Linked DNA regions of Homo sapiens: region 2 is linked to region 1. A link is a loop called in an ENCODE intact Hi-C map of the cell type or tissue named here. Cell type or tissue: PC-3. All regions are shown on one strand. Links, peaks and the distances in the headings refer to the core of each region. The heading gives the core; the rest is flanking DNA. Region 1 overlaps CMSS1 (cms1 ribosomal small subunit homolog). Region 2 overlaps CMSS1 (cms1 ribosomal small subunit homolog).

Region 1 (16,489 bases), core at 8,791-11,290:
CCAAATGCATGCATTTATGAAACACCCGGGCAAGCAGGGGGCTTCTCTGCATGAAACCAACTGTCCCATATGGGGCCTGATCCCAAAGCATTGGATTTCAACCAACTGAACTAACTGGTAACAGATAACCAAGGGGACATTCCCTGTTTGCAGGAGGGGAGCAGACTTTTACAGAGACATATCACGAGAACTTTAATAAGACGCAGAACACAAAATGCATTTTAGTGTTACCCAAGAACATGTAATGTTTCAGAGTTTGGAGAAACCGCAGCAACTCTGTCCATTCCAATTTATAAGCAGATTCTATAGCTTGAAAGGTCTGGGCTTTTATTGGCCTTTTTCCTTGATGATATAATGAGTATTTGAAACTGACATGCCTAAGGCCGGGCAAGAAGCTTGGCCTAGAGATCATGTCATCTTTCCTTAAAGTAACATCTCACTGCTTTCCTGGTTTCCTGCAGAAAGATTAGACTCTTGGAGAATAGTCACAGAATATTAGAACGGGACGGGTCTTTAGTCACCTAGTCCACTGGAGGGGCAGAGAAGCCACGTGGCAGGCAAAGATTATACAGCTAAATCCTGGCTCTGCCAGCACCAGAGCTTCTCTGACTGCAGGTCCAGGACTTTCCATTAAAATCTCCTGCCCTGAGCCTGCCAATCATTAGTTCTCTTACAGAGCTACCCCAAAGTTGTGGGAAAAATCACTTGCCCAATTCTTTTTTTTTTGAGACAGAGTCTCGCTCTGTTGCCCAGGCTGGAGTGCAGTGGTGCGATCTCGGCTCACTGCAAGCTCCGCCTCCCAGGTTCATGCCATTCTCCTGCCTCAGCCTCCCGAGTAGCTGGGACTACAGGCGCCTGCCATCACACCCGGCTAATTTTTTGTATTTTTAGTAGAGACGGGGTTTCACTGTGTTAGCCAGGATGGTCTCGATCTCCTGACCTCGTGATCCGCCCGGCCTGCCTTGGCCTCCCAAAGGGCTGGGATTACAGGCGTGAGCCACCGCGCCCGGCCCCATTTTTTTTTTTTTAATGGTCTAGAGCTGCTACCTGGTTGTGTGGCAGTCCAAAGCAATAAGACATTTATTGTTTCCAGCTGCCTAGAAACTCAACATTAGCTGTGTTAATTAGATTATGACAAACTTGTTAATCACAAGCAGATAAAGCCAGTAAGGGCTAGCAGCATTTCTGACCTGGAGGCTAAAATGTTAATGATATCTCTAGCTCAACAAGAGCAGATTATAAACTTTTGTTATCTTTGTATCACCAGGTAGTAAGCATTCAGTCACTGAAATTTATTTATTTTAATATGAAATCACTTTTGTTTAAAATAAGTATTTCTAGGCTGTAAGTTTCTAAAAAGCCTCCCATAGAAATTTAAAAAGTAGATGTAAGGTCTGGAAAATGTAACAATATTTATGGAAGGATGCATTGGAGACTTGTCAATTTATCAGCTGGAAATGTTGTGGGGAAATCCCAGAGCTGAGAGTCAGACTTGGTTCCTAGCCAGGGTCTTGCCACACCCTCAGCTGGTAATAATATTTGGTACCCTACCATTTTTGTAATGTAAAATGCACCTATGTAGCTTTCTTCTCTACTCCCTGCCTTCCCTTCCCTTCAGGCCCCAGCTTAAGACCTTGGTATACCATAGCTTGCACTTTTATGCTACTTTGAGCAAATATGAATCTTCTTTTACCTGTGTCTTATTTCCCCAACCAGATCAACTAGGCTATCCTTCTCTGAATGCCTAAGATTAAGCTTGGACTCCATACACAAGTGTTATCTATAATACAATCTATCCTATCAGAAAAATGAGGGTACTATACAGATAATCTTTGGACTCCTTGAAGGTAGTTATGAAAAACTTCATATCTACCCTTCATATTGTGGAAGAGTAATTTAATATAAACAAGAAAGAATGTGTACAATATTAAAAAATTTCTGAAATTTAAGGCTAGATTTTTCTCTAGCCTATCTCTCTTTTCTAAATTACTGGGATAATCACAAAAATTACTCTCCTCTCAAGAATGTTTGACTACTAAAGAACAGGGAAAGGAAGAGATTAAAATATAAATGTGAAAATGCACATATCAAAATGCTGGCTGTGGTTTTTAATCTAGGTGGTATAGCAATGGGTAATTTATATTTTTATCTTTGCATCTTTGTATATTTTCCACATTCAATGAACACAGGCTACTCTTATAAACTCTAAAATAAAGGTAAAGACAGTCTTTAGTATTTACAAATACTTAACGAGAGACAAATCAGTTTTTTTCTAGCATTAGACAGTGATTGTCACAGTGTGATAACATGTCCTAGGAATTTCCGAGAAGAGCATATGGCCACGTGGATCATACAGTCACCTTGATTTTCTATCGCCTGGATGGACTGAGTGTGCCAGTGATGTTGGGGATAACAGAACTAAGAGGTGTTCAGTAATGCTAAAGATACTGAGGAAAGCAAGAGAGACATTGTTCAGGATCCTCAGTGCTTGAGATGATACTCTTGTACTGGAAATCCTATGCATACACGAAGAAATTGATAAGAGTAGGACGAGGAGAACTGGGAGACCTGAATTGGGATAGGAGCTGCTGAGAATGTTCTGAAGGGCAGACCACGAGGACTTTGGTAAGAGTCTGAGGCAGGAGACTTCCAGAAAGACAACTGTGACCTGACAACAAAATACTATGGGCCAGGAGGTAAAGGGTAAAGCACGGAAGCAGAGATGATCAGCAAGAAGGCCCAAAAGAGGCTCTGCAAGCTGGGAAAGGGCATTCAGAAGTTTCTGGAAGGAACTATGTTGTGATTAATGAAATCCAAGCTTAACAGAATAACATGAGACTAAATTTGAAATGACCTCATACTTCTGAACATTTCAGTTTTTGCATCTGAACTCAACTGTGACACCAGTGATGGTGAGAGAGAGGGGGCAAGGTTACGGGATCCAGAGGCATTGTGATAGAAGTTGTGCATCTCATCCCAGGGCTTGAGGGTATTGGTGGGAACTGCTAAAAGACAGTGCAGCCCAGAGGGAAGGGAAATCAGTGATCTGCCCTCCTTTGATCCAGTTGTCCAGCATGGTTTCTTTGAGCCACATCTGCAAGATTATTCACGTTGTATTCCCAAGTCCTGGGCCAGGAGTGGATAGTTCAAATGCCAACAGGGGCAGGTAGGTAACAACATAACATGACATAACATAACATAACATAACATAACATAACATAACATAACATAACATAACAAAACATAACATAATATAATGAACGAAGCAGGTCAGACTGGCTCATGGTGCAGGCAAGAGTACGTGCTCCACTTGACGGGACAGCCACTCCCCAGCTCTGGCCAGCTACAAGAATGTAGGCCTAGGTTTTCCAGATCTGAGCTTTCAAGAAAAGCCAGATATCTCAATTTCTTTGTGAAATTTGCTATTACTAGCAACTAACTCATGTTCTTTCAAAAAACCATCAAGCAAGTCAAAGAGAACATATCAAGAGGGAAGGGGGAATGTGATGTCTCGGTTAGTTTGTGACCTTTGCTCTGAACCTCCTTCACAGTACAATGGCAACTTTGGTTAAGGAAGGGATTTAAACACTACATGCTATCTTGAAAGCACACAAATGTTTGACCCTTGGCCAGCTTTTACAATACTAGGGAAGCTCAAGTGGTAAAAGATTTGGAAATAATGTAGCTCTTCAAAGCCTTGGGGAGAATATTACATACTTTTAAGTAAGCCGAATGTCCAGATATACAAAGAACAAAGTATAGAATTTGGGAAGAAGTGTGGGCCAGAGTCAATGCTTGGAAACACTTGGATGCAATTTACTTTGATTCTAGTAGGAAGCTGCATATGAATAATGGAGAACAAAATCTGGCCCCAGGGGGCAGTTTTATAAAATAATACAGACTCAGCATGTGTTGTGGCAGTCACTAAAGAATTGATTAGTTAGGGTTTCTGTGGCTTTGGATAGATTTCCAGGTAAGAAAGATAACACAGTGAAAACAAACAGAATGCTCAAGTGTAGACCCCTAAATGCTCAGAGAAATGAGAGAATGTAGTAAGATTCTTACTGGCTGTACCAGGTTGAATACCCATTCTCCCCACTCCCCCAAATTTATGCACCTAGCAAAACCTGTGAATGTGACTATATTTGGAAATAGGGTGTTTGCTGACGTAATCAAGTTAAGATGAGGTCAAACTGGATTAGGGTAGGCCCCAATCCAGTGACTGGTGTCCTCATGAGAAGACAGAAATTTGGATACAGACACAACGAGGGAAGACAACTATGTAAAGACAGCGGCAGATTTGGGAGTTATGCTGCCACAAGCCAAGGAATGCCAAGGACTGTTGGCAAGCACCAGAAGCTACAAAAAGCAAGAAAGTATTCTTCCCTACGGCCTTTGAAGGAAGCATAGCCCTGCTGACACTTTGATTTCAAACTTCTAGCCTCTAGAACTGTGAGAGTATATATTCTTGTTATTATAAATCACCCAATTTGTGGTAATCTGTTATGGCAGTCCTAGGAAACTGTGTCTTTTCAAGACACTTCTGGGGCAGAAGGCTTGCTATGGTGAATTATACAATGACTTACAACTATGCCCCAAATTGGAGCAATATATAGGGTTTAAGAGATAAAGGCACAGGAAGCATACTGTCAACAAGGAGCACCCTTGTTTCAGGAGAGAATAGAAATAAGAAATAATGACTGGTAACCAAAGGGAGAGCAGGCGAACAACTCCACAGGTGATATACAGAGCATTTATCCCAGGGATGAACTAAATTTCATCTTATTTAGGGGAAATTATATATTACAGGTTTTAAAAATTCCTGTGAAAAAACAAATCCTAGAAAATAATAACAAGGCACTTAAGGATATTTACATATTTAAAAACAAGATCAAATATGAATTTATTTATAACTTTATCTTGTATCATATCCAGAAAGTTTACCTTATACAGTATATACTCAAACAACTGGTTTACATGAGGTTGGGGAAGGTACCTTCCACCTTGCCTTTGTAAAATTTTAGAATATACTTATCTTAAAATGTGGTTATAGAAAGAAACATTGCATTAACTTACCCATGGATTCTCAGTGTTAATACTTGCTCCTGAGCTATCTTCATGTCTCAGGCCCTCTTTCCTATACTAGCATTGAATTGCTAATGTATGCCCAAGAAAATGGAGGACAGACTTCATCAGTTTCACTTAGAGGTTCAGTTAATAAAACCACAATAATAACACAAATGGTGCCATAAGACCCATCCTCCAACTGGGTGCACTCAGTTCTAATAGGACATGCACACGGATACACCACTACCATCACCACCACTACTACCCCTCAGACCTTGGAACAAAAGTTCCCCCTGGAATTTTGGTGCAGAGAAGTGAATCTCTCATAAATGTGCCATTCAATAAGAAGGTTATTGCTCTGCATTAGTTTTTTATTCGTTTCTGGACTGTGCCATGTCTGCTCATGCAAAACTCCAATGGAGTGTATTAGTATAGCCCACATATGCCATAGTCAATTACATGTCAAGAAAAGCTTGAACTCATTTGCCTATTATAAGTGTGCATCATGGGGTCCTAGTCAGTTCTAAAGGAACTGAACTCTCAGATCACAAATTATGCCCATTAGTAGCCTAAATAACATGTGACAAATAACACATATGACATAATAATATAGATCATTTAAGGGTGAGTTGGTAAATTGCATGTGTTTCTTGCTTGAAATATTTTATATTTATCACATTTATATTTATGTATAAATACATAAAATATTTTATATAATATACTTCATATTATAAACATATATTTTAATAACACATATTAATAAATATATGACATATAAAATATATTACATTAAATTATATACTTATACTATAAAAAATATATATAATAAAATGTTTGTTTTTAGAAATATAAGCCATTGGCACTATTCACAATAGCAAAGACTTGGAACCAAGCCAAATGTCCAACAATGATCGACTAGATTAAGAAAATGTGGCACATGTACACCATGGAATACTATGCAGCCATAAAAAGGATGAGTTCATGTCCTTTGTAGGGACATGGATGAAGCTGAAAACCATCATTCTCAGCAAACTATCGCAAGGACAAAAAACCAAACACTGCATGTTCTCACTCATAGGTGGGAAATGAACAATGAGAACACATGGACATAGGAAGGGGAACATCACACACCGGGGCCTGTTGTGGGGTGGGGGGAGGGGGGAGGGTTAGCATTAGGAGATATACCTAATGTTAAATGACGAGTTAATGAGTGCAGCACACCAACATGGCACATGTATACATATGTAACTAACCTGCACATTGTGCACATGTACCCTAAAACTTAAAATATATATATATAAAAAGAAATATAAGCCATTGGTTTATATTATTAAATTTTGAAATAAAATTATTTACTACTCTTTCAGTCTTCTGGATTATTCTAATTGCACAGCATATATTGAGGTGGGTGTCCAAATGAGTTTTAAAAACCTGTAACAAAACAGAATATCGGAAAAAATAAGAAGCTGGACTCACAGAGAAGAATTGTGATCCATTTAAATTTCTGACTTATGGAAAGGGTTTCACTGATCTTAACAACTGTCTTTATAATAAGTATATATTATTCAAATGATGGTTTAAAAATAAATTTATACTAATAAAATATCACTTTTATGTGATTTCTCTATTGAAGGTGGGTATAAGATTGTTTGCAAGAAGAAACTGCTACCTAAAACATGTGAAAATAGTTTGGTAGAGGGCATTATAGAGCTGACTTTTGGATCAAATTCTTGAAGACTCTTCCACAAGGAGCCACTTCCATGCTCCCAAAGAATGTGTCTCACAGAGTTATCTTCCAAAGTTAAAGCCGCTAATTTAACAAAACCTGGGGGAGGCTGGGTGCGGTGGTTCATGCCTGTAATCCCAGCACTTTGGGAGGTCAAGGTGGGTGGATCACCTGAGGTCAGGAGTTCGAGACCAGCCTGGCCAACATGGTGAAACCCCATCTGTACTAAAAATACAAAATTAGCCAGGCAAGGTGGCGCACACCTGTAATCCCAGCTACTTGGAGGCTGAGGCAGGAGAATCGCTTGAACCTGGGAGATGGAGGTTGCAGTGAGCAGAGATTGTACCACTGCACTCCAGCCTGGGCAATAGAGCGAGACTCTGTCTCAAAACAAACAAATAAACAAATAAACAAACAAATTGTGGGAATTTACAGAGATGCCTCTAAAAAAACAGAAAATGACTATGATCTAATTTGGATCTTACCATAATCAGATAAGCATTCTATTTTAGCATTAAAACATTTTATAATCAATTTTAAGAGATTTAAAATTTTCATACTGAGCATTTCACATAAATCTAAAAAAGATATGGCTTTCTCTGATATTGCCCAAACTCCCTCTCTGTGTAAGTTCCTGACTCATTAGAGGGCACATTTAAAAATCACTCAGAGTTATAAGGGAGGTTAATACAGCACCACAGTGTCATATTTTTAAGAAGGATTCTTCTTTTTATTTATTGATCTATGAAACTGATCTACCAGAAATGCTGGTAAATAAACAAATTTTAAAAATTTGCCCCCGAACACTACCCCATGATGCCCTTAATAGATTCATTCCACAGGTGAGTCTGTGTGATTAAAAAAGCATGTTCCTTTTCACTTAGGCCACTAGGAAGCTTAGAGCTAAATAGTGATTAACTTCTAATAACCGTAAAGAACCACACAGTATATGGTCCTTTGAACAACTCAGAAGTTAGGGTCACTGACCCTCTGTGCAGTTGAAAATCGCATATAACTTTTGACTCCCCCCAAACTTAACTACTAGTAGCTTACTGTTGACCAGAAGCCTTATTGATAAAATAAAAAGTCAATTAACAAGTATTTTGTATGTTGTATATATATTATAAACAGTAGTCTTACAATAAAGTGAGCTAGAGAAAAGAAAATGTTAGAAGACAATCATAAGGAAGAGAAAGTACATTTACTATTTGTTAAGAAAATATATTTACTATTCATTATTCTTCAAGTAGGCTGAGAAGGAGGAGGAAGAAGGGTTGCTCTTGCTGTCTCAGGAATGGCAGAAGTCGACAGAGTTCAAAACCATGTTGTTCAAGGGTCAACTTATTTCTGTTTCTCACTATTATCTCTGGCTTTATATTCTAATCACTTTTATTCCCTCAATGAATTATTTTAATTTTCTGTACTGCATATGTTTTGGAAGTGAGGTATAAATAGATCAATCAATAAAAAGAAGACTCCCTCTTAAAAATATGACACTCTAGTGCCATATTAACCTCCCTTATAATGCTGAGTGATTTTTTAAAAAGCTCTCCCCAAATTAATCCTTCATCGACTTTGGTAAGTTCGGTAAGACCCTAGGGTTTCATAACAAGCTAGAAGAGCAATAGTCTAACCTCTAATCTTTGTTGAGTATGCTCAAACCTCAAAAACAGATGATAAATGAAACAAGAGAACAGTTTATTTGTTACCATGATTTATTGCCACGTTTCTATAATGTAGAGAAGATATGTGTTCCCAAAGGTATAACTTCAAATAGTAAGGAGAGAAGGTAAAAGAAAAAACAAGGAAAGAGAACTGTTTGCAATTGTCAGACACAAATTTCTACAGTTTTTTTCCAGTTAAATTCAGACATCGACTTTGTTTCTGGCATAAAAATTTTATGCCCTTTTGTTTGCTATACTCTTTTATTCATATAAGATGTAATCCATTAGGTTTGAAAATAGACAATTGTGTGTGTGGTAACTTTAATTCCATGACACAAACAAAAGTGCTTTTCCATAACTGTCCAAGTCCATATTTAAGCAATCAGTCTAGGCCATCATATCAACCTTATATAATTCTGCACAACAGATTTTTTTTTAAAGAGTAAAATACAATTTTAGAAGCAGAAAGAAAATGTCCTAGGAGAAAAACCTAGGGCTAGTTAGGAAAATCTGGAATCCCAGTCTTTGTCCATGTACAGGGGCTGAGAAACATAAAACCCACCTGGACTTGATTGCTTCCTTTAGTGAGATGTTAACAGAGTGGAAATGATTCCTGATTTGGCTTTTATTTTCCCTCTCTAAATGGCAGTCCAAAAAAGTGGTGCAAGAATCACCTGGCACCTCAATTACCATGCTCAGTTTCTCCCCTGACACTGTGTGGTGGGTTGTGTCACAATAACTTTGCACCCACAGATATGGCTTCAGGGTGGGCTCTGACTGAGATGGAGTGAGCTCCGTGTCACAGCTTGCCTCGGTTAGCCACAGCTGCAGGGAAGAGCTGGCTCTACTCTTCCTCCTCTTTCCCCAACTCACCCCAAGCAAATGCTTCAAGCAGCTGCCATACTTGAGGGCTGGCAGTGCCGAAGGCTCTGAAGGTCTGGAAAGGGGAGAAATGAGGGGCCTCTGGGACTAAAGCATAACCAAATTAAGGGATAAACAAGTGAGTTAACTTTAAGTCTATTGCTAGTTTTCCTAGTAAAATAAAGACAGTGGAAGGATTTGGTCTGGACCTATCTGTCCCCTTCCCTGAGGGCTGTTCAGCAGAGCTTGGGACCTGGTCATTTGTGGGGCAAACAGGGCCAGAATGCAGGAAGACAATGCAAGCACAAGTGGACTTGGATTGTGGCTGTTTGGCCCCTATATGCCAGCTTGCCTGGGACAGTCCCTTACTACTAATTTAAACCCTTTCACTTTCACAAGCTATGGCCCAGTGTTTCTTAGGAGGGTATATTTACACTATAGGAGGGACAATTCGTTCTTTCATGAGTCTGCTCAACTCACCATAGAAAATTTGCCTACTAAGTGCCAGAAGCTACCTCCATCCTATCATTTTTCGCCCACCCTGTCATTTTGACAACCAAAAATGCCTTCCTTTTTTTTTTCAAATGCCTTCTGGGGAGAGCAGTGAGGCCCAGACGCACAGCCACTGAATGCCCTGTCAGTTAAAAGAGGAAGCAGAGGCTAAGAGAGGTGAAATGATTTGATTGAGGCTATAGCTAGACAGTGGCAGGGGCATTGTTTCTTGACTTCACATACAGTGAGGCTTCCAGAAGGACAAAACTCTACTGTCTCTTGACAGACACCTGCAGTTGAATCACTGTTTGCGGAGGCATAAACTGCAGGGAAAGAATTTACATGTGGTAATACCAGTGTTTTATTTGTGGCCACTTAATCATTCGCAGTCAGTAGCTTTATGACCCTCGCTGGTTTCAGAGGTTATGAATAATAATGGTATTCTTTAAGGAGGACATGATACTTTAGTTTTTTTAAACACATAGAATTTGGAGTTAAGTCATAAAAGCTTTCCAGAAAGGAAGAGGAGAGTTGTCATTAATTTTTAAATGCATGAAGCTTAAAGAGGGATTTACAATAATAGCATCAATAAATATGCTTTGGAAGCACCTTTTCTTCAAGGAATTCAAAACCTTTTTTTCTTCTAAAAATGTTTAAAGATATATTGTTCTCAAAAGAAGAAAATAACAACACTTCCCTCCGATAGTTTTTACTAGTTTCACTTCCTTAAAAGCATTTAATCCTGAAAATAACCCTAGAAAGGTAGGCAGAGAAAGTATTATACCCATTTTACCAACAAGGAAATTTAGGTTAGAAAACTTCAATGGCTAAACATTTAGCAGTTTTGGACCTTCAAAACCTGAGGACAATACCCTTTACATTTTATCTTGAAAACTCAAGTCGGGAGCACTGTTGATAGTCAATTATTATATTTACTTAAATAACAGCCTCTTTCTCCATGATTTAGGAGGAAATATTTTTTCCCTCTACCTAATTACTCATGGTCATTTGTTCTGCCTACCAACAGTAGTCCTGAACCATGGAAAATAGGAAAACTGGGTTACTTGGCCACTCACCACTCACTGAGCACTTACTATCTATTAGGCCCTGGCTGAGGTATTGAAGATACAAAGGCTAATCAGACCTGGCCTTATCAGGTTTGAAGGGTTCAAAACCATCTTGAGAGCATTTTGAGTATTTTTCTCACTTCTGTCAGCGCTGACTTATTTCTATTACCTGGAGCTGAGATGGCCAAGTGGTTGGTTGTGATTTTGCCCAGGCCAGGTCATTCCCTGTAATGACAACAGGACCCCTCTTTTGCTAACCTCTCTCCTCACAAAAACATCAACAACAACCAATTGTAACAACAATCCCAAATCCTGGGGGGAGTTGGGGAATTCTAGATTTATAATCTCTGTATATACAACAAGCTCTAGAGATAAAACTATGATCTACCAGTTAGGCTACTACTAGTAAACTTAAAAAAAAAAAAAGGTTGTTTACTTTCAGTGACAACTTTGAGAAATAGGTGAACAACCTGATACTTTTAACTACATTGCCAAATATAAAAATAATTCTGCAAATTCTGAATTTCCCTTTTTAAGACATGTCTGAGGCATAAGGAGGAGTGGACTATCTAGAATTAGGAATTTTCACAACTCTAAAGAAGTTACTGGATCCAAACGCTGGAATATCCTGGCCCTGATCAGTTTCAAGTATTCAGGATTAGATTCATAGAGTTATCAGTGCCCTGGGAAATTTGATGAGCCTGTTATTGAGAATACAGCTATTTAGCTGTGAAGCCTTGGGGGAAAACCAAGCAGTCATCATGTTACAATTCCTCACTATTCTCTTGCCTCTCCATACCCTTTCCTTAAAAAATAAACAAACAAAGCAAGCATGTGGCAAACATGTTTCCATTTTTCCACCAAGAATGCAGATGTGACAGCTTCTTCCCCTTCCCTTCTCTCATCCACCCCAGCTCCGCCTCCTCCCCCTTCCCCAGTGACCTCATCCCTGCGCAGAAAGGACACCAGCTGCAGGGAGGGTCAGACTCCACCAAGTGGGATCATTATCATCATTAGGAATGCCAAGAAGCCCAGAAGGCCTTGCTGACATGTGCAATGTGTTACAGCTTTCTGTGGTTTCCCCACATTCACAGCAAAGCTGCCGTCTGGAAATGTAAAGGCTTTGCCTTCCTAAAAATAATGTTACCAGAAGAATATTTAGACAGATATTTCTCAACAAATCAATCAGTCACTGCAGCAGCAATAATGAGAACCCACCAAGATGAAGAACCTGGGGGCAGCCTCAGAAATCATTTGGGTCCAAATGTCCCATTTAAGATAAATGAAGTCCCCTGATTTTTCAGGGGGAGAATTATAGGAGGTGTTTGCGAGAGGAGGGATGCCTGGGAATTAAAAATTACAAAAAAAAAATTCTAACACAGCAGCACAATGAAAGCTAATGGTTTTATCTCGATTTTATACACATATTTTCACAGATTTATGTTCATTCCTTTATTCACTCTTTTCCACTCTCCTCTTTGTCAATTAGTGCTAACTCAGAGAATAAGGCTGTGAGATTTTCCTAGACATAGTAATAATGGCAATTACCATATATTGAGTGCTTACTATGAGCTAGATACTGTGCTATGTGCTGTACGCATCCCTTTCAACCTCTTTGCACAGCTAGATCATTACTTCCAAGTTATAGATGCAACAACTAAGGCTTCGAGAGGTCATATTCGCAGCTTTAAATATAATCTATAAACTGTTATCCAATTTATATTTCTAGCCTACATCTCTTGTGAGCGCCAGATCTGTTTTTACAATTACCTGCATACCATCTCCCCTTGGATATATCACAAGCATCTCAGATCAAACATGTTCCAAACTGAGCTTAGGATCTAGTCCTCTCTACGCCCAGGCTAGACTCTCCTCTAAATGTTCTTAACTTCAGGAAACAGCACCTCATATCAGAAAAATGGAAGTCATCAGAGACACTACTATTCTGCAATGTCACCAAAGCAGAGAGCCACTAGTCCTGTCAGCTCTACCTCCTAAATCTGTTTTGGAGCCATTAACCACTCCATTGACTGCCACCATCATCTCTCACCTGAAAAATGGCACCAGCCTTTTTCACATTGGTTTCCTTCTCTCATCTACTGTGTGATGAGGTACAATAATCAGAGTGATTTAAATACAAATCAAGTTTTTACCTCATTAAAAAAATCTTTCAATGGTTACTCATTGCTCTTAGAAAAGACCAAGATTCTTGCCAGTGCCTATAAGGCCCTGTATAATCTGGCTTCACTACCTCTGTATCTTTCTACTTCCCTCTCTTTCACTGGGCTCTAGTCTAGCTTGACTTTTTTCAGTTCCTCTTTTGTCTCAAGTTCCTTCCTGACTTGGGTTCTTGGAGCAAGCTGTCCTTTAGCCTGTGATGCTCTTGTATACTCTGTTTGGCTAACTCCTACTCATTCTTTGAGCCTCAGCTTACCTATTGTTTCAAAAATAGTTTTCACTGCCCCCCTTGACAGATTACCCCTGTGTTACTTCTTTATACTATGATGTAAATACTTATTTAAATATTTATTTTTCACTGGTTTCCCTAACTAGAATATAAACTTCATTAGGGCAAAGACCATGTCAATCTTGTAAACAACTGCATCGCTTGTGCCCATCACAATGCCTGGCACATAGAAGACGCTCAATCAAAATTTGTTAAATGAATAAACGAGGCAAGTAACTGGCTCAAGGTCACAGGATTTGAACCCAAATCTCAATGTGTCTTGTTCTAAAGCACATTCCCTTTTAAAATCTTGCAAAGCAGGACAGAGTTTGTCATAGAAATATGGTATATACACCCAATGAACTACTAGCTAGCCTTCAAACAGAAGGAAATTCTGTCCTTCCAACAACGTGGATGGAACTGGAGGACATCATGCTAAGTGAAATAAGCTAGGCACAGAAAGACAAGTATGTATGATCTCATTTCTATGTAGAATCTAAAAAGCTGATCTCTATTGCACTGCATAATGACTACAGTTATTCAAAATAACATACTGCATATTTCAAAATTGCTAAAAGGATAGATTTTTAATGTTCTTGTCACAATAAAATAAGTTGGTGAGGTGATGGATATGTTAACTAGCTTGATTGATTCTTTCTATAATGTATACAGAGATTAAAATATCACATTGTATCCCCTAAATATACACAATTTTTTGTCATTTTGTAAAAAAAGTTTTAAAAAATAAATTCAACATATCATAATCACCTTCCAGGGATGTAAATTTCTCAAGTCTCCATGTCCTAACTGACTCAAATGGATGGCTAGTTAGATGGTTAAAAGGAATAAAGTCTGGGAGTATGGTAGGATGGGGTGGAGCCTGTCTCCCACAGCAAATGAGACATAATAAATACCTACTGGCCTGCAAAAGTAGTCAAAAATAGAGAAGTGAGAGTATGGATGAGGGAAAAGAGACCTTAGAGACTGCTGAGCTGCTATAAGCCTCAAGAAAATGAGATTCAAGAACGAAGGAAACAAATATTTAATATAGCTGAAAAGAACAGAGACAGAGAGACTTTCAAAAGACAAAATATAATCTTTCAAAGGGGAATAAAACTTACTGGACATGATTTTCTGCATATATTTTCTCTTTTCCTTACTTGTATGTACAGAGAGCAGATAAGGCACAACACAGTAAAGAATGAAATACTGGATATGCCTGAAGAAAGCCTCTCTGAGCTTTGAGGACTGGGGAGTACTTCTTGTCAATTTGAGACACAGGATACTTGTCTCCATCATTATAATTCAAAAAACATTCCCTGCTCAGGGGGTCTGTCACTGATCTTCACATTGAGGTAAAGAGAGATGAGCAAAGAAGGCTGTGACCAGCACAGGCTATGTTAGCCCTTTATCCCTCTTGTTCTGCGAATGCAGTCATTTTCTTCCACAAACATGTAGGACTTTACATTTTTCCATGATGAATGTGGACTTGTTACATTTGCCCTAGTTGTCAAGGTCTGGGAACTTTGGCTCTATTCCTCTCCTTCAATCCATTTTTTTCTTGAACTGTCCCAGCTTCCCGTAAGAAGTACTCGATTGTTAGGAACTTTAAAACGTGTATTTCTCATGTTGTTGTCCCTTTGTGTGGAAGAAATGGTTATAGCAACTGGGTTATCAGCTATGTGGCAAAAGAAAAGAAAAAAAACCTGTTCTCTATTCCTCCCTCATGTTCTCCATAAAAGGCAATAAAATTCTTCAGTAAATACAGTATCATCTGGCATGGTTGGAATTGTTCTAATTATGTACTCTGGTTAACAATGTCTGAACCATACATGGATTACCAATTTCCAAAGAATTAAAATAAAATACACTTGGTAATAAAATAATACAAGAGCCTGATATGATTTGTCTCTGATTAGTCAAAAGGTGCACAAAGATCTTGTAGCACCGTGAATCACAGTTTAGAGAATTTTATTACATGATGGTGCTCACAGGCTAGCTGACGAAACATCAGATAACAGATTTCACTGTATCTGGTATTGGCTGGTCACAGAGCCAATGTTTTTTTGTTACTGGCTGGTCTTCTTATTAGAATACAAAAAAAAATCAAGTTTATATTGACATTTACAGCACTAAGCTCTGTGACTGGATCATTCTGTTTGTTTAAGAGGAATCTTACAAGCTTGTGGGCTTTAAAAAATTTCAGTGGCTATTGTTTTCATCTACTGCCACAATTTTTGCCCTTTGTAGATCCTTTAATATGTAATAATGACTACATTTAAAGGTCAAATTCCAGAATTTCTATTAATATGACAATGTTTTAGGGATGGATTACGATCCAGAGCTTATGGCAAAATAAAGAGAAAGGGGAGCAGAAGGGGGCATATATGAAATAAAAAGGGACTCAGATCATATAGCTGAAGAAAGAGGAAGGAATGGCAATGGTCCCTGTTCTCACTGTTCCTGAGGTGCAGCCTGTGCCTTTCTATCCTAGTTTTCAGCTGTCATTATTTTTTTAAATCAAATTGTAGTTGGGGTCAGCATGTGATATACTTTCATGTTGAAAGAAGAAAAAGGTGAGATAAATCAAGGCACAACATGAGTTATCCTTTCTCCTGAATTTTACTGTTTAAAAGATCTCTGGTAGGTCTAAAACCATGCTACATAGACATAAAATACCTCCATTTCACTCATAGCCAGGATATCTGCACTTATCCCCCTTCCCCAAACCAAATACATACAAGTAATTCTATTTTCTTGGTAAGGCAATTGTTGATTAATGAATCATCTTTCCTGTAATTTTTATTTTTATTTTTTTTGTAGCCTTAGTTTGGCTAAGTTCCCTGGCATTCCTGTTGAAGTGTGTAATGGAAAATTTGACCTCACATTCTTTGCTTTTTTGTAACATCACAAAACACTGATATAACAGGGCTACTAAAAAGTAGCTTGGAGATGAAGGGATGCACATAAAGAAAAAGCTCAGTGTGGAAAGGAACAAAGACGCAGTAAATCATGTGGAAGGTAAATATTTAGCTTCACAGACCTGAAGTTACATTCATCTTCAAGTGCTTACAGCTTAGGATGTCATAGAGTTTCCATCATAATTTTGCTTTTCTAAAGAGATTACAAACCAGCCATAAAAAGCCATTCTCAAAATTAACTTGGA
Region 2 (16,489 bases), core at 4,641-7,140, 60 kb before region 1:
AGAGAACAGAAGCAGGTTTCTGAGATAAGGTTTTTGGCAGGTCTTGGGAGATACCTATCAAGAACTTGTTCTGTAACACCCCACAGAAGATGACTGGATATCCATGGGCACATCACATCTGGATATAAATGGGAAATGATGCTAGGCTGCTGCCAAATGATATCACAGAAAATTCTGCTCACTGTACTCCTCAATGGGAGGATTATTCAATGTTTAGGGTGGCTGCACAGTTTTGTATATAGGCGCTCCACTGAAGAGAGATATGTGTTCAGTTAAAATGGTTGTGACATATTCAGTTATTCTTTTTTCTTTCCATACCAATTAATGATTACATATCTTTCTTTATTCATTATCTGTTCACATCTCAGGAAGGAATAGAAGAGGTGCAACACATACACTGTTTAACTACACTACCATATTCCACGTGTGTATTAGATATGCATAAAGGAGAACATGGTGTAGTTAATACTAGAGAGAATGCATTGCAATTACAGCAATGTTCCTTTAGCTACAGTTAAACTTGTTTTTCCTGTGATGACATTTTCTGATTTATCAATCTGCTATCTCCCAAAGCCAAATATTCCAAGTAAACATTTCTCTACATTTATCAGTTGACACTATTATGAAACTCTCATTATGCTTAATTAAAAATCAGCATAAATACTGTAAGAGCTGTTTGTTAATAAAAACTTCTAAAGGCAGCAATAATATTCATGGGCTCTTTCCACCTGGGTAATTAAGGTCTACTACTCTGATGAGAATTTTCTCAGTAATTTCCCAAAGCAATGTGGGGTTTGGATTCTTATACTAACCAATACAAAGATACTCTGTAAAAGTTCTGCAGCAAAGAAAAGCATTCATTATTTAAAGAGTGACAATTTATTTTTAGAGTTTACCTTCTATTAAAGTTCATGTGTAATTGTCTTTTTTGCTTAAGCTTTATTTAAGCAATAAATTAGCAATAAATTTAAGTAATAAATTTAGTCAAGACTTGGTCTTAGGTAGTGGCGCTGGCACTGGAAATGAAGATATTTTATTGTGCCATTGAAATGATGGTGCCTTTAATAGAGTGCTATTGTAGGAGACTGCCATTGCAACTTGCCGAGAGTCAGGCAGGTCCAAGGATGCAAAAAACCTAAATGTAATGGGCTCTATCTTCTTTTCTTCTGATTACAGTCCATATTATTCTATGTTCTAACCTAAAGCAAAATTTTCATTACCAATGTAATACCCGCTTCACCTTTCTAATATGTTACATTAAAAAACATTTAAAGAAAAAGTGCTAGTAGCTTTTATTTTCCTTAGAGTAGAACTAGTGCCTACCAGCAATACACAGTAAGTTTGTTTAGTTATATTAGGGGAACACTTTTATAGTAATAGCTTAGTTTGTTTGCTCATTTGTTCATTCATTCATCAACTATTTTAGAATGCCTACTCTGTGCCAGGCCCCGTGCTGGTTATTGGGATTATAACAGTGAATGAGGCAAACATGGTCTCCAGATGCCCTGAGTGTAGGAATCTGCACAGAGAGTCTGATTACTAGTGATTTGAATCTGTGTATTGTGCATGTTGTTCAACATAGATATGGAGACAATTTTAGATACCATCTCAGCATCAAATAATTGAATTAGAAAACACATTTTAGTGCAAATACTTGAGCCTTCTTTGAGGGATGTTGACATTTTGGTGCAAGCTATAGATGTTAGACAAAAACTTTACATACTAATACCATCTGGTTCTTCAGAATTGGGTCAGACAGGAAGTCTAAGACAGAAGAAAATTTGTATTATAGCCTCTTAGAAGTCTAGGGTTCAAATCTGACAGTAGTTCAAGATTTTCTGTTTAATCTGATGGTCAATCACTGGAGCCTACACTGAAAGAGCAGCCCTACTGTGCTTCTCATCTTGGTTGAGGAGACTTTTCATAATGGCATTAACAATGTCATTTATACCTACAAGGTGTTTTATATTGTGTATAAAACTCGCATATCAATTACGCACTTGACCCTATGTAGTAGGAAAGGCAGGTATTACCATTCCCTGTTCAGCAGATAGATAAACTAAGTTTTAGATATTTAAGGGACTAGCCCAGCTAATGTTTTCTCTAACGCACAGCCTCATGGAGTAATCTCTTAAATAAAGTTCTAGAAAAATTCTGCATTTTCAACATGAGTACTCATAGCCCTGACCTATTGTTTGAAAGTGGTATTAGCAAACAGGAAAACATGCAGGTAGAGGAAAGTTTCACTCCTCCCCCTACCATCCTCTTTCTGCCTCCATTGCCCTTCTAGGTCCTTACCCTAGAGTTCTTCCTTCTGGCCCTTGAAAATTCAGTTTAGTTGCTAAAAGAGATATAAGCTACTGCCTTTTTCTTCTTCTTTTTGGGTGGAATGATGAAGTAGAATATGGCGAACTGGGCTGTAAAGCTCTGAATTGACTCCTATTATTGTAATGAAATAAAAAATTATTCTGAGTAATAAGATTTTAAAAAGTTTGTGACTGTTTAGGACAGGAACAGTATAGTATATTAGTATATCCACCTACATGCAAAATACAAATGGAATTTTACACTGCTGGTTAGTACCACCAGCCTAGCAACATAAAACATTGTCACATCAGATCAGACAATTTTCTACCCAGTCCAGATCCTGCTTCTGGTGCAAGCATAAGTAGGCTGTTGTGAAGAAGCAGTTTATCATGGGTAAGAGGAAAAATTCACAAGAAAAAATACTCTATATGGAAAAATGGTAAGCACAGGTAATGGAGAGCTATACAGAGCTGAGCAGAGCAGTGAATGGAGAAGGTTTTTCTGATGGATTTTGAGAGTTAAGCCACATAGCTAGTATTGTCTATTATTAGCTATGACCAAGCAAATACACGACTTTATTTCTTTTTTTACGTTCTTCCTGGAATTTCCTGTACATGTATTTAAAGTTTGTTGTAATTCCTTGGAGGCTTTTAGCTACTTTTTTCTCTATTTGTGGCTTGAAATGGATGACAGGTATCTTCATGATGGATCCAGGGACAATCACTTGACTAGGAAATTGGAATGCAGGGGAGGATAGCAAACGGGATAAAGCTGCTTCTGTGCTTCTCCTTAGAGTTGCTGCTCCTGACCCTGAAACAAAAAAATACAGAGGCAGCTGCTTCTGAGCCATGATATTAAACTGACAGGTTGTGACTAGGGACACCAGCTCCTTGTTTCAGCTGCCCCTAACATCTCTAAATGAAGCTATTTTAAGAACCTTTGCATTTGATCAGGGAGCATGTGGGGTTAACCTTATGTTTTCCCCTCCAGTTTTAGATTCTAAGCAGGTGCAGTTAGTAGTTCAAATTTTTAAAACTTATTATTGCATTTCCTTCCAATCAATGTAAAAATATTATATTCCCAAAGCTACCAGGGGTGTATTAGTGACTTGATTTATCTTCGGGCTGGTTCTATTTCAGATGACATCTCCTAATCTTTCTTCTTCGAACAAGAAAAAAAATGGTTGCCAACAGTTTGAAGGGTGGGTATGGGTACAGAAGTTACTAAGGATTCTTTGGCTGGGGGGTGGTGCTGGGGGGGGGGGGTCATAAAAGAAACATTTGCAGATGCAGATTGCAGTGCCTATCTCTTCCTTCAATGATTCCTGAGTTTGATGCTTTTTAATCTACTTTAGCAGCTAACTTATATATCATTAACCTTAGAATGTTAGGTAACAATATTTACAGTGGCTTCATTCATAATTGCCAAAACCTGGAAACAACCCCTTCAATTGGTAAATGAATAATCAAACTATAGTATATCAATACTATGAATTACTCAGCAATACCAATGAAACACACAACAATATGCATGAACCTCAATTGCATTATGCCAATTGAAAGAATCCAGACTGAAAAAGCTGCATCCTGAATGAGTTCATTTATACAACATTGTGGGAAAAAACCCCCAAAAACTATAGGGACAGAAAACACATCAGTGGTTGCCAACAGCTGACGCTGAGGGGAGGAACTGACTACAAAAGGGTGAGCAGGAACATCTCGGGTGATGGAACTGCTTTATGTCTTGACTATAATGGTGGTTACATGATTGCATGAGCTTGTCAAAATTTTCAGAATTGTACGTTATATAAGAGGTAATTTTACTATATGTAAAGCATACCTTATTGTGTGGCTCTATATTGAGAGAATCCCACTTCAAACTTCAACCAGCGTATCCTGCTTTGGTGTTGTATGGAATTCTTGCAGATTTTCATTGAAAAATTTTTTTTTAGGATATTAAAACACACAAAAGAAAAAGAACCCTTAAAAAATGATTAATAGAGTCCAACCACCTTGATTTACAGCGGAAGAATTGAGGCCTGAGAAAGTTAGTGGCAGAGAAATATGCTTTTTTTTTTTTTTAAGAGACAGTTAAAAACGATCATCCTGTAGAACCCAGAAAACTCAACTCTGTTCTTGTATAATACCGACTGTCAAACTGCATTGAAAAAGCCATGGGACCAAAAACTACGCAATAAACTCTAAGTACCTGCCTTCCAAATGCCATGTTGCGAAACTGGCCAGAAGCTGCTGGCTTCTGACAGATACACAGTTACAAGGGAATATGATCTGATTTTAGTATTCAGATAGACATAGCAAGCCTACTGTTTGTCAAAAACAACAGCCACCACAACCACACGCTGTGCTGAGCATGAGGTGTACCACAAAAGAAGACCCAAGCCATGTTTGGAAGGGGCATACATTTGTTCATTTGCTTACTTAGTTATCTAACAAACAAACGAGTGCCAGACACTGTCTTGGGTCCTGTAATCCAATGTTGATCTCGGAATTGTAACACAGTAGCATCTAGATACAGGGCAATGCCCAACCACTAGAATACAGTGAGGACTGTTTGAATTGAATACATGAATATCAAACAAAATCAGAGTCAAAACCAGAATGTACCACAATGCATTTAATGTCTAAGGGCATAGATTTTCCCAGATGGCATCACTGGCTTCTAATTCCATTTCAGTGTGTTCCTCAACAAGTTACCCTCTAAAGCCTCATGTTTCCTCAGCCATAAAATGCAGATAAGAATTGTACCTGCCTTGGTAAGTAATAAGCACAGTTAGTGACACATAAGTGCTCAATAATGAGAGGCTGTTATTATCATTATCATTAATATAGAAAACTCCCACTATGGTGCTATACCTTGGATCTATAAAAAATAATCAGTCTTGACAACGTGGTCAGTTCCTTCTGAAAGGCTGAAAAATGCTACAAGACCTAGTTAGATTGCACACAGACACAAAACTTTGGATTCCCTGGACCGAATTAAGAAGCCATGGGCTAGAAATGTCATCTATAAATAAAAGGAACTAGCATTTGAATCATGTATTTTCTTTGGGACCCTAAGTTAAGAACCAGTGCTCTAGAGTACACATCCACGGACAGGTATGAATTTAAAATGCCTCATTTCATGGTTTTGGCATTAAGAAAAATCCCAGAAAATTGATTATTAAATGTAAACCAGAAATTTTCTTGACCGATGTTAGAAAGGTAGAAACATCCTTTTCCCTTCCCTGAGATTCTCTGGCCCTAAGCAAGTAACTTTTTTTTTTTTTTTTTTAATTCTCTTGCTCTCTTCTACCATAAAATATAAATCATGTAATGAAGATTCCATAATCAAAAAAGTGTTAGTTTATGGCCTCACAGTCCAGAGGATTCTGAGGAGACAATGAAATTTCTAAAAGTGCAAAATTATTCCATAATGGGAAATGACTCTTCCTGTCTAGCAGTAATTATTTATGTAATACTACCTTGGGAGAATGTTAACAGTAGAGCGTTAAATTACTCCTTTTAAAACAAGGAATTTCCAACAGGGTTTTATTTGTTCTTTCCTAATTTAAAAAGACAGCATTTATACTCACAAGACTGCAAGTTTTACTAGCCTATCGTTTAGTGGTTAGGTTAGTTTCAGAAAGACTGTACTGAAGCATTAAATACCTGCCAAATGTGCGGAAGGAAAGCTCCAATTCAAATCATGACACACCCGTGGATTCATCACTCTCAAAGTAAACAAAGTGTTCAGAAATTCTACCAACAAAGTGTCAGAAGAGGCTATAATGCTTACTGAAGGGAGAAAAACTTTAGTTTACTTAAAACCCACATGCACTTTGTCATTTTCCCAGATGGCATCATAAAACTGCAATCATGACCTAAATAACCTAGTTTTTTCAGCATAGAATTCTATTATTATATTCCCATCTACATCTGGACAGTTCATCTTTAAAAGGCAATTTCAGTTGAAAAGAGAACTCAAAAGGTCCAGCTAGGTCTAGTGGAATTAATCTGTATATAAAACAAGGATTTTTTTTTAACTGTATGGAAGAATATAAAGATTTTCACCTGTACCTGCAGCACTAAGCATTTTGAACTGGTAGCTACAAATTTATATCTCTTGGCTGTGTAACAAAATCCATAAGTATTTATTCTTTGAGAGTTAGGTCAGACACACATTGGTGGCAAAATGCCAGTCACCACTGTAATGGGGCTCCCTTCATCTACTGACCAGAAAATATTTTTCTCAGAGTTTCCCTTAGCATACTTCTGTTATCTTATTAACTTTCTGCATATTTTTAAAAAGCAACAATATAACCTCTGGCATCTTAAATTTTCCAGACATATGAAAACATACTACAGGGATCAGGGCATTAGGTTAGGAGTAGTACAACCACCAGTTAGACACAATTTGAGTGAATCAGATGGGGTATAACTCATCTAAAGCATTCAAAAGGAAGCTTACATTTACAGCAGGAAGGTGAGCAACATGCTTTAGGCCAGGTGAGCATGCATATGCTTCTGGATCCTACAGCCCTTACCAGGGAAACACAGTTAGAGAAAATGATACCCACACATGAAGGCAGATCTTTTTCAACTAAGAAATCATTCTCCAGCTCTCAACCTTTCTTTGGGTAAAGAGTCAAAGTGGGGTTTCTGGGTGCAGTTTTCAGATGGGTGGCTCCAGATCATCTGCCACCATTACCCTCATTTCTGCTGGAGTCCTTCTTGTCCCTGGGGCCATATCTTGCATAATCCTGAGATTAATAAATCTGGCTAGATGGGAGGGTCCTTGGAACAGATCCAGATTAGGTTACATGTAGAATCAGTCATGCCTAGGCTGGCCTGGAAGAGGACTGAGCTTTCAGTCTGACATTATCATCTGCAAGTGTAAATCCCTGGAGAGTATTCCACAGCTGGAAGCTTGCACCTCTGCTCATAATGGTATCCTGGCTGTACTGACTTGTTGCTGCATCCTTTTGATAAGTCAACCTCTTCTGATTTACTATGTGGTATCTGTATCTGATTGTTCCATCAATCCTAGTCTACCATTGACAGTAATATCATATTTTCTCCATATGCTATACACAGCACATATGGATATTTTATTTAATTGAAACCCCTAGGAGGTATAATCTGTCTGTCTTGACTTCTAGACTCCCAGGCACAACTTTCTGTCCACACCATCTGATGGTGAGAAGCTATGTGAATTGAATGACTTCCAAGATGATGTTTCTAAGTTTGAAGTGAGAAAAGAAAGCTCATTGATTAAAAAAAAGTTTTTGTTTGATAAACAGAGAACTTACAACTCCTTTCAAAAAACTACTTGCATCCCAGGAGGTTAAAAGCCTGAGTATGAGGTATGCTATTTGGAGAAGGAAGAGTGACAACAGTAAGAAGCATGGGCTTCTAAAAAGGAAACTGATCTTCTGAAATGTCTCCTGGGATTGCATCAGCTTGACCTAGCAGTTGTTTTTCATTTCTACTTTCCAGACCACCTTTGTGTAAGAATTAATGACCTTCCCTCAGCCTATTAACTCAGAATGTCATTAATCTCTAGGAAATACCTTATCAATTCTGCTTAAAGGGTATATGAGAAGTGCTATGTTTTCGGTTAATCTTATAGCCCTTTAACCACCCTGTTCAATGATTACTGAACCTTCCTGGAAGTCCCTTTTGCCCCAGAATTAGTTAACATTTTAATAGCAGTCTTACTTGTAAGCTATGAAATTGTTAGATACGAATTGCAGTTGATTCAAAAGAAATGCCTTCCAGGGAGCCAAACTGAGTTGTGAGAAATATGTGTCTAAAAAGATATTACTAGTCCAAATTCCTATTGCTCATGTCTTTCCTGAGTACTTAACAAACTAAATATTGCCACTCCCAAATCAGTATTAATGGTCAGCTTCAATTATATGTTATTTCAACTTTAAGCTCTGGTAGGAGAATACATTATCTACTAAATCAGCCTTGTCAACAGGCCAGAAAAATCTTTACAGGCATAAATGTTTGTATGCTGTTAGAGGAAAGTATATGAGACTTAAACAATGCTTACTTGTGAACACCCTTTCCAAGACTAGGCTAAGAGAACAATAGCTACACCTAAGTATAGTAAAAGAAACAATCTGTAAATGAAGATTCTTATATACATAAATCATGTCATGAGCAGAAAGTTAAATAAAGGCAGATACTTTTACAGAAAGATTAGAGTTAATGCATAGGTGAGGTTTTGGCTGTTACAGACAGAAGAAACTATAGAGGTAGAAAAACATGGAAGTGAAGAAACAAGGATGGCAATAGCTAGATATTGAGCTAGCTAAGCTGTAAATGGTGATTCTCAGCCAGTTTTGGGGGTAAGGGAAAATAACAGGGGTGACTCTTTTCATCCCTGTTTTTTCTGAGTTTCTCTTGATGAAAGTTTTTCTTGATGAAAGCTAACAAGCTGAGAACATCAGTGCAAATCACCAAAGCAATCGGGTCAAATTCACTGCTACTACTCCTGCAAAACAGGAAAAGGCCCTCAAGCTTAACTTTTAGATTCCTGGGCATGCAAAGCAGGCCTTGGTCAGCCAGATCTGTACTCGGTTCTTCTCTGCCTTGGTCACTGTCCTCTGGGTCTTGGGAACACAGGCCTATGTTCCAAGCCATTGTTCTTTAAACAAAGTTGTGAACTGCTAACAGTTTTATTTAAAAGTTTATAAAATGGTAACCACATTGCTACATCTTTCTGGAGTATCTCAAACAAAGTGTGGGTCACATTTCTTGTGTAAAAAAAAGTGTAGCTCAGAGTTATTGAATAAACAAAGACAACTGATGTAGTTAACGGGCTTTGTGTGACCACAGCTATGTCATCTTGGTCTTGATTCCAGTTTCAGGCAGAGGTCAGGGTGAGCCATCCCACAAAGGGGCCTCCTACCAGTCAGTCCATCTAGATGCTTTGCCTGAGCAAGCTTCTTTGCAGTCCCTACCCTGTAACTTGGCATGACTGGCAATGGGGGTGGGGGTGAGAGAGGGCCACTCTCATTGTAACCTGTGCTCTCCAATCCAAACACACACAGAGAGCAGTTGGCTTCATTTCAGAGAAATGAAAAGTCACCTCTCCTCAGTGGATGGCTAGAAGCCCCAATTTGGTGACATGGCCTCTGGGCCTTTAAGCAAATAAGGTAAGAGGACGCTTCTACTAACTGAAAACCTCTGAGTTAATGCGCCTGATTAAACAAGCTGTCAGGAACCTTGGCAGACCCGTGCTCATGATTCTTATTAATAAGGTTGATATTTACATAAATATCAGCTGTTCATTGATAATGCTGCCAACACACAGGGCATAGACTCTTTTCTTTAGGATAACACAGACAGATTTATCTTAATGCAACAATTTGTTATTTGAACAAACATGTTTATTGCAAGGCCAGTGAAGTGAAACCCAAAGGTTTTCTTGTTTGAATTTCCCAGGGGGCAGTTTGTAATAGCTGCTGGAAGAGACCATTCCATGGCTTCTAATACAGTGCAATGCTGGCAACCAATATTCTCTCCTCCATCTCAACTTTGGCTCTTAACTGCCCACACCTCCTTTTTGCTCAACATGAAGAATGGTTGTTGTTACCTGCCCAATCCGTGCTTCCAACTTGCCTAGAAAAAACCTGATTCAAGTTTTGAGGAATAAACTCCTAAAGACTCTAGATCTTCAGTTACACAAAGGAGCTCACACCTAGAGTGGATTTTGCAAATATTAAAACAGTTATCCCAACACTAGTTTGCTTTCATGCCAGTACTTGTGTGGCAGCCCCCAGTGGGGCCATAATAACCTTCAGAATGGAGCAGCTTTGCCCAACCTCCTGCTGTGCTCAAGACTTCGGGTTCTGCATGTGTGTTTCTGGCTGACTCTTGCTGTCTCATAGCTCTTGCTGCCACTGTGAGCTGCTGCCTTCTCCATGGTCTGAGTGGGCTTCTTTCAAAAAGCTGCTTGGTCTGCTTATGTGGGGAGACTTCAAATCACCAGTTTCCTATTAAAGACTCCTGGCCTACAATCACAGGGTGAACAGGAATATACAAAAGTCAGGGAAGGTATTTCACAAAGACTAGATCTGTGTACCCACAGTCGGTCTGCTTCATTTTTACAGCACTTAGTCTCCCAAGCCTCAACCTCACACTTTTTTCCTCCACTGGCACCTGTAGTGCCATAAGCAGAGGGCATTACATTGCTTTTTCCTTTCAACTGCTCTTGCCAATCTGCTATGCTCTGGCAGAACTTAGTGGTAGATGGAAAGGTTATTTTTGATGACAGGGCTTAGCAACATTCCCTAAACAGAAAACCTCTCTCCTATACACTTATAGCACTGCAAAATACTTTTAATATAATTTAGTCACTGATCTCAGAAAAAGGAGAAAGTTGGCTTTGCAAATTATTGTCTTTCATAGCCAAGTAAATGAACAAACCCAGAGGAAGCACAGTGTCCCTGGGGTCATGAATTTAGTCAAACACGGAGTAACTACTGAATGCAAAGCATGGCGGAGGACACAGAATGCAGCTTGGCATTGTCCTTGCCTTCAAAGAATTAATAGTTTAGTAATGGAAGTAGGAAAAACACAAAAAATATAAAACAATATGGAATATAAAAAGTGTTACAAGAGACGTACAGATAAAATACTGGAGTAATTTGAAGAAAAGAGAGATCTCACACCTGTGGAGAAGCAGAAATCACGCTGATGAGGATCCAATTTCTTCTGTGCACATCTTAGGCTACTTTCACTTCTCTTTCCTTATTATCCCATTTCCAAGGATATTTAGTTATCCTCTTAACACCCGAGAAATGCAAATCAAAACCACAATGAGATACCATCTCATACCAGTTAGAATGGCGATCATTAAAAAGTCAGGAAACAACAGGTGCTGGAGAGGATGTGGAGAAATAGGAACACTTTTACACTGTTGATGGGACTGTAAACTAGTTCAACCATTGTGGAAGTCGGTGTGGTGATTCCTCAGGGATCTAGAACTAGAAATACCATTTGACCCAGCAATCCCATTACTGGGTATATACCCAAAGGATTATAAATCTTGCTGCTATAAAGACACATGCACACGTATGTTTATTGTGGCACTATTCACAATAGCAAAGACTTGGAACCAAGCCAAATGTCCAACAATGATCGACTGGATTAAGAAAATGTGGCACATATACACCATGGAATACTATGCAGCCATAAAAAATGATGAGTTCATGTCCTTTGTAGGGACATGGATGAAGCTGGAAACCATCATTCTCAGCAAACTATCGCAAGGACAAAAAACCAAACACTGCATGTTCTCACTCGTAGGTGGGAATTGAACAATGAGAACACATGGACACAGGAAGGGGAACATCACACACTGGGGCCTGTTGTGGGGTGAGGGGAGCGGGGAGGGATAGCATTAGGAGATACACCTAATGTTAAATGATGAGTTAATGGGTGCAGCACACCAACATGGCACATGTATACATATGTAACTAACCTGCACATTGTGCACATGTACCCTAAAACTTAAAGTATAATTAAAAAAACAAAAACAAACAAAAAACATCCCAACCCCTCCTGTGTTGGACTGGATCAGAGAGTGCATGTGTTACTTTGAAGGGTATATTTATTTCCACCACAATCAAGAATTCCAATGGAAGTACTTCACCGAAAGCAAGGTTGTGAGAGTCTCTTCAGTTGCTGCCTCTCTGCATTTTTCTTTGCTTCTTCTAACCCGATCTACTTTACCTGAGGCCACTGCTACCTGCCTGCAAAGCTGGACTGCTCCTCCCGCCAAATATCAAAGCTTCTTCCCACAAAAGTCTCTGGTCCTGGTCTGTGTCCTCAGTCAACGAAGTCAATGCACTCCCTCTCCTCATAGGCAGTGGGGAGCTGTCATTTTAGCTGTAGTATTAACTGTCCCTCAGTAAAGGAAAGTAGGACATTACCTGTGCCTGGGATTCTTTCTCAGTCTTAGTATAACGCTGTCTCAGAAAGTAACTGGTTACTACCACTCAGGAGAGGCTAATACATGTGTTTACTTTTCACCATAGTCTAATGAGAATTCCAGTATGTACCACCCAGCTCCAGAGGCCCCCAGGTACAAAAGTGGTCAAGGTACTCCAAAATCTGAAGGCTGCTATCCTACATGCATGCAAGTGAGATGCCACTGTCATCACACACTTTCTTCTCTGTTCTCCATATACCTGGGCTAAAAAACTGACCACTAACACACAAGGAAGCTAAATCTTGGTCAACCACTCCACCAGGAATGGAAGAATCAGGAAAAACTGATCTTCCTCATGAACTGCCTGAAAGAATTCTCTTCAAAAGACACCAGGACACCTTCTCCACAGCACTTCACCAGAATATGCAGCAAGGCGATACTAACCTTGCGAGGTCTCACACTCCACCAGATATCTTAGTGATGCTATTTCTCATCATCTTGGTATTCTCAGCTACCAACAAAAATGTAAGCCTCAAGGGTCAATAGTCCTTTCATTTACTGTATTTTCATTCCTGTATAATTTTGCATTCTTCCCTCTGATTCTTCCCTTCCTCTCTGACTTGCCTCCAAATCCTTCCCATGGTGTGCTCTGAATCTCTCTGAAGACATGTAGAACCATGCAAAAGCACAGCTTTGCAGCCAGGCTGAACTGGATTTAATGATTCAAATGTGGACTTGCTGTGTAATCTTAAATGCATATGGCCTCACTGTGCCTTATGACCTAATCTGTAAAATCCAGATGATAGTAATTACTTTGCAGGGTCTGATAATATTATAATGTATAAGACAGCCAAGTATAGTACATGGTACATTCTAGGTGTTCAACAAATGACAAATATTGCTATTTTTGGGACTACTACATTTTACCCTTTTCACAGACTCCTCATTCTAAGTCCTGTTCTATCTCTTGTCCAACCCTTTCCTCAGGATGTACAACCCTTGAATATCTCAGGAGAAGGCTACTTGTGCCCCCAGAGCCCACACACCAAAATCTGAGTGGCAGCATTGTCCCAGCCCACCATGCCACTTCCAGGCCATTCCTTTCCATTCTCTTATCAAAATACCTCTGCTCTCACGGCTCATGCCACACTTGCCCACTCCTCAGTTCTGCCTCTCCTCATCATTGCACTTTCTTTAATAAGGACTTTGACAACTGTGTCAAACTTTTTTCTCTCCTAATTCCCTCCCAGTTGTGGTTAGTCTCAACTTGAGCATGGATGATCTTTATAACACTGTGGCTTCAGAATTCTTCAACTCCAAAACCCTCTGCCCACTCTCAGCAACTCAGTTCCATAACCACACCTGGAATGTTCTACCGCTGCATACTTATGATACTTTACCATACTTAAGTGGTTCAAATGTCTGGCTCTCCTTGGTGGCCTGTTAGGTTCCCACTGCTACAGAACATATCTTATGAGAGGTTTTAATCTTATCCCTAGGACAGTGTCTGGCACACGGTGGGTATTTAATAAATATTTATGGAATGAATAACATGGTATATTTATATAGTTTTCTAGAGATAATCTTGTTTGCTTATCACCTTAGGAAGACAGAAACATTATTGTAATTCCCCTGTGTAAACAGGGAAATGAGGCTCAGAAAAGTTAAATGACTTAGTTAAGGATACATAATTAGACCGATACAAATACTTTTATATCACCTAGAGGCTGGCAGGGGCTTTTCCTACCATCCTAGCTACAAGATCAGCTCTCTTCTTCCTCTACCTTCCTTACCCTTGTATACTTGTTTCTTATAAAATCTTATCAGAAAATTTGGAAAGTGATAGCTTACTCGTTTAATGCACATATGCATAATTCTGATAGGATTATGCATCTCTGTGCTTTAAAGGGTGTACTGAAATGAGACTCTTGGTATCTTTTTAAAGGAACTATGTAATGTTATATTTGATTGCTCCTAGTGTGCGTACTAAGATGATAAATATTCAGTCTATTACCTACATTAAGTCAATTTCAAAACTAAAAAATGCAGAAATCCAGTATTGTATTCTCTGATTAATTCAATCCTGCATTTAAGCTTCCTGAAAAAGCCTGCAGAATGACAGTTCAAAACTTCTCTGGGTTACAAATGAAAAATGATCATTGGTAGAAATTTGAAAACTCCCTTTTAATATATAAAGAAGAGTTCTGCAATCAGGAAAGCAAAAACCTGCTGAATCACTCTACTCCACATCCCATGCATGGCTGAATCCAACACCATCTTAACTGGCATTATTTATAATCCCAAATTGAGAAGTATCTAGTTCCAGGCAATGAATCAAAAATATTTCTTATCAGCTGGAATCTTTAAAAATGTTTTCCTAGTTTAAGGAAGCCATTTGAGATCCCTAAAATATTTTCCTAGTTTAAGAAAGGCATTTTTAAAAACAGATCCTTGCTAATGGTTTGTTTTCATGGTGAGTTTCCACCTCTGTATACGGCAATGACATTCAACATTCTTCAGAAGGCACTGCTATGCTACACAGTGAGGCATGTAAAGTTTTCAGGGCTGTAGGTACTTATACTCCAGTAGGGAAGAAATATATGCACAAAAATAACTTCCTTGCATGTACTGGTATTGATTAGCAGCAAGAGCCGAAGTTCAATTATGAATAATACAAATAAAACTTATAGAGTCAGTCAATTATAGCTAACAATTCTTGAGTGCTTGCTATCTGCCTGGTACCATGCTGAATACTTTAATACACTAACTTATTTAATTTCAAGAATCCTGTGAGGTAGCCATTCTAGTCATCATGTTACAGATGAGAAAGTTTAGCCTGAGAGAAGTTCAGTAACTGGCCTAAGGTCAAAGAGCAGTTTAAATGGTGGAAATGGCATTCAAATATAGGGTTTTTCACTCTAAAACACAGTGCTTGTTTCTTTACTTCTCGTTACCTCCTTCTACTGAAGCTTATCATCACCAATACAGGTACCGTGTAGTTTGTTTTTTTACCTGTCATAAAATGTGAATCTGCTAACTGGTGAGGGAATCACAGGGAGGCTTTCAGCTGGCTGTGCTGCAAGCAGTACAGACTCCAGTGGGTTGGCAATAACAAATTACAGCACAGCCAAGAGTCAAAGTAGTCCCTGACCTATGATCTTGTTGCTATTCTTGTTTTACTAGATTTTTCAAATAGCAATGTGGCACGTACCATTACTATGCCTAGCTAAACATTAAAAATCACTATTACCTTGTCAGATATGCTACCGTTGATGAAATTTTAAAAAACCAACAAAATAAATGATAAGAGTTTCTACTGAGTAAAAATATAACACAAAGCTATTCAGAAAAAGTGCAACAAAGCCATTGCAACTTAGAAGGTAGCAAGTATCCAGCTGAGTATTTTGTTGAAATGGAGGCCTAATCCTGGGCTAGGAAAAATTTAATAACCAAGTAGTCTTTGTGATATTTGCCAAATAACGAAGAATATTCAAATCCAGAACTAATTATTAGAGTCTATTAATGGTGCTGAAAATAACCTAATAGTTTAGAAAATATTCATGACGTACATGTTCACAAATACATGGCTTTAAAAACAGAGTGCAATCTCACTTTTAGATGTAAATCCAACAAAACATGTATATATATAGGCTTGTATACTGAAAACTACAAAATGCTCATGAAAGACATCAAATATCTAAAAATAGAGAGATATACTGTGTTCGTGGATTAGAATACCGGGTTGTCCCTCCATATCCACAGAAGATTGGTTCCAGGACTCCCTTCAGATACCAAAATCTGAGGATGTTCAAGTCAGTGATATAAAATAGCACAGTATTTGCATATAATCCATGCAGATCCTCCTGTAGCCTTTAAAAAATGTCTAGATTACTTACAATATCTAATACAACAGTGGTTCCCAACCTTTTAGGCACCAGGGACTGGTTTTGTGGAAGACAATTTTTCCACGGATGGGATGGTTGGTGGTTTGGGGATGAAACTGTTCATCTCAGGGCAACTGGAATTAGTCTTTCTCATAAGGAGCATGTAACCTAGATCTCTCGCATGTGCAGTTCTGTAGTTCACAATAGGGTTTGTGCTCCTATGAGAATCTAATGCTGCTGATCTCACAGGAAGTGGAGTAATGACAGTAATGCTGGCTTGCCTGCTGCTCACCTCCTGCTTTGTGGCCTGGTTCCTAACAGGCCACAGAGTGGTATGATCTGTGGCCCAGGGT

Evidence for each region. Hi-C counts contacts between places; a loop is a spot of excess contacts. Peaks named below come from ENCODE experiments on the same cell type or tissue, not always from the same donor. Only the 100,000 strongest peaks of a DNase experiment are listed, where the experiment ranks them.
Region 2: a loop joins it to region 1, with 7 times the contacts of the local background. A loop is called at or near these places in 3 of 110 quality-filtered maps.

What each region holds. Positions count from the first base shown.
Region 1 is chr3:100,041,241-100,057,729 of GRCh38, reverse strand. All of the region lies in intron 1 of CMSS1 (cms1 ribosomal small subunit homolog), which reads right to left. The region is part of intron 1 of FILIP1L (filamin A interacting protein 1 like); the gene reads left to right. LOC105374010 (a long non-coding RNA gene) reads right to left here. Exons shown (of 5, transcript NR_189163.1): 5 at 16,337-16,489. Among named protein-coding and RNA genes, the nearest start is that of FILIP1L, 65 kb to the left of the region's middle. RefSeq lists an enhancer at 9,882-9,971. In PC-3, for the core only: no CTCF peak of the experiment used is centred there; a DNase peak (open chromatin) is centred at 10,119; H3K4me3 peaks cover 1,627 bases; H3K27ac peaks cover 2,433 bases.
Region 2 is chr3:100,096,987-100,113,475 of GRCh38, reverse strand. All of the region lies in intron 1 of CMSS1 (cms1 ribosomal small subunit homolog), which reads right to left. The region is part of intron 1 of FILIP1L (filamin A interacting protein 1 like); the gene reads left to right. Among named protein-coding and RNA genes, the nearest start is that of FILIP1L, 9.3 kb to the left of the region's middle. In PC-3, for the core only: no CTCF peak of the experiment used is centred there; DNase peaks (open chromatin) are centred at 6,045 and 6,775; H3K4me3 peaks cover 325 bases; H3K27ac peaks cover 2,051 bases.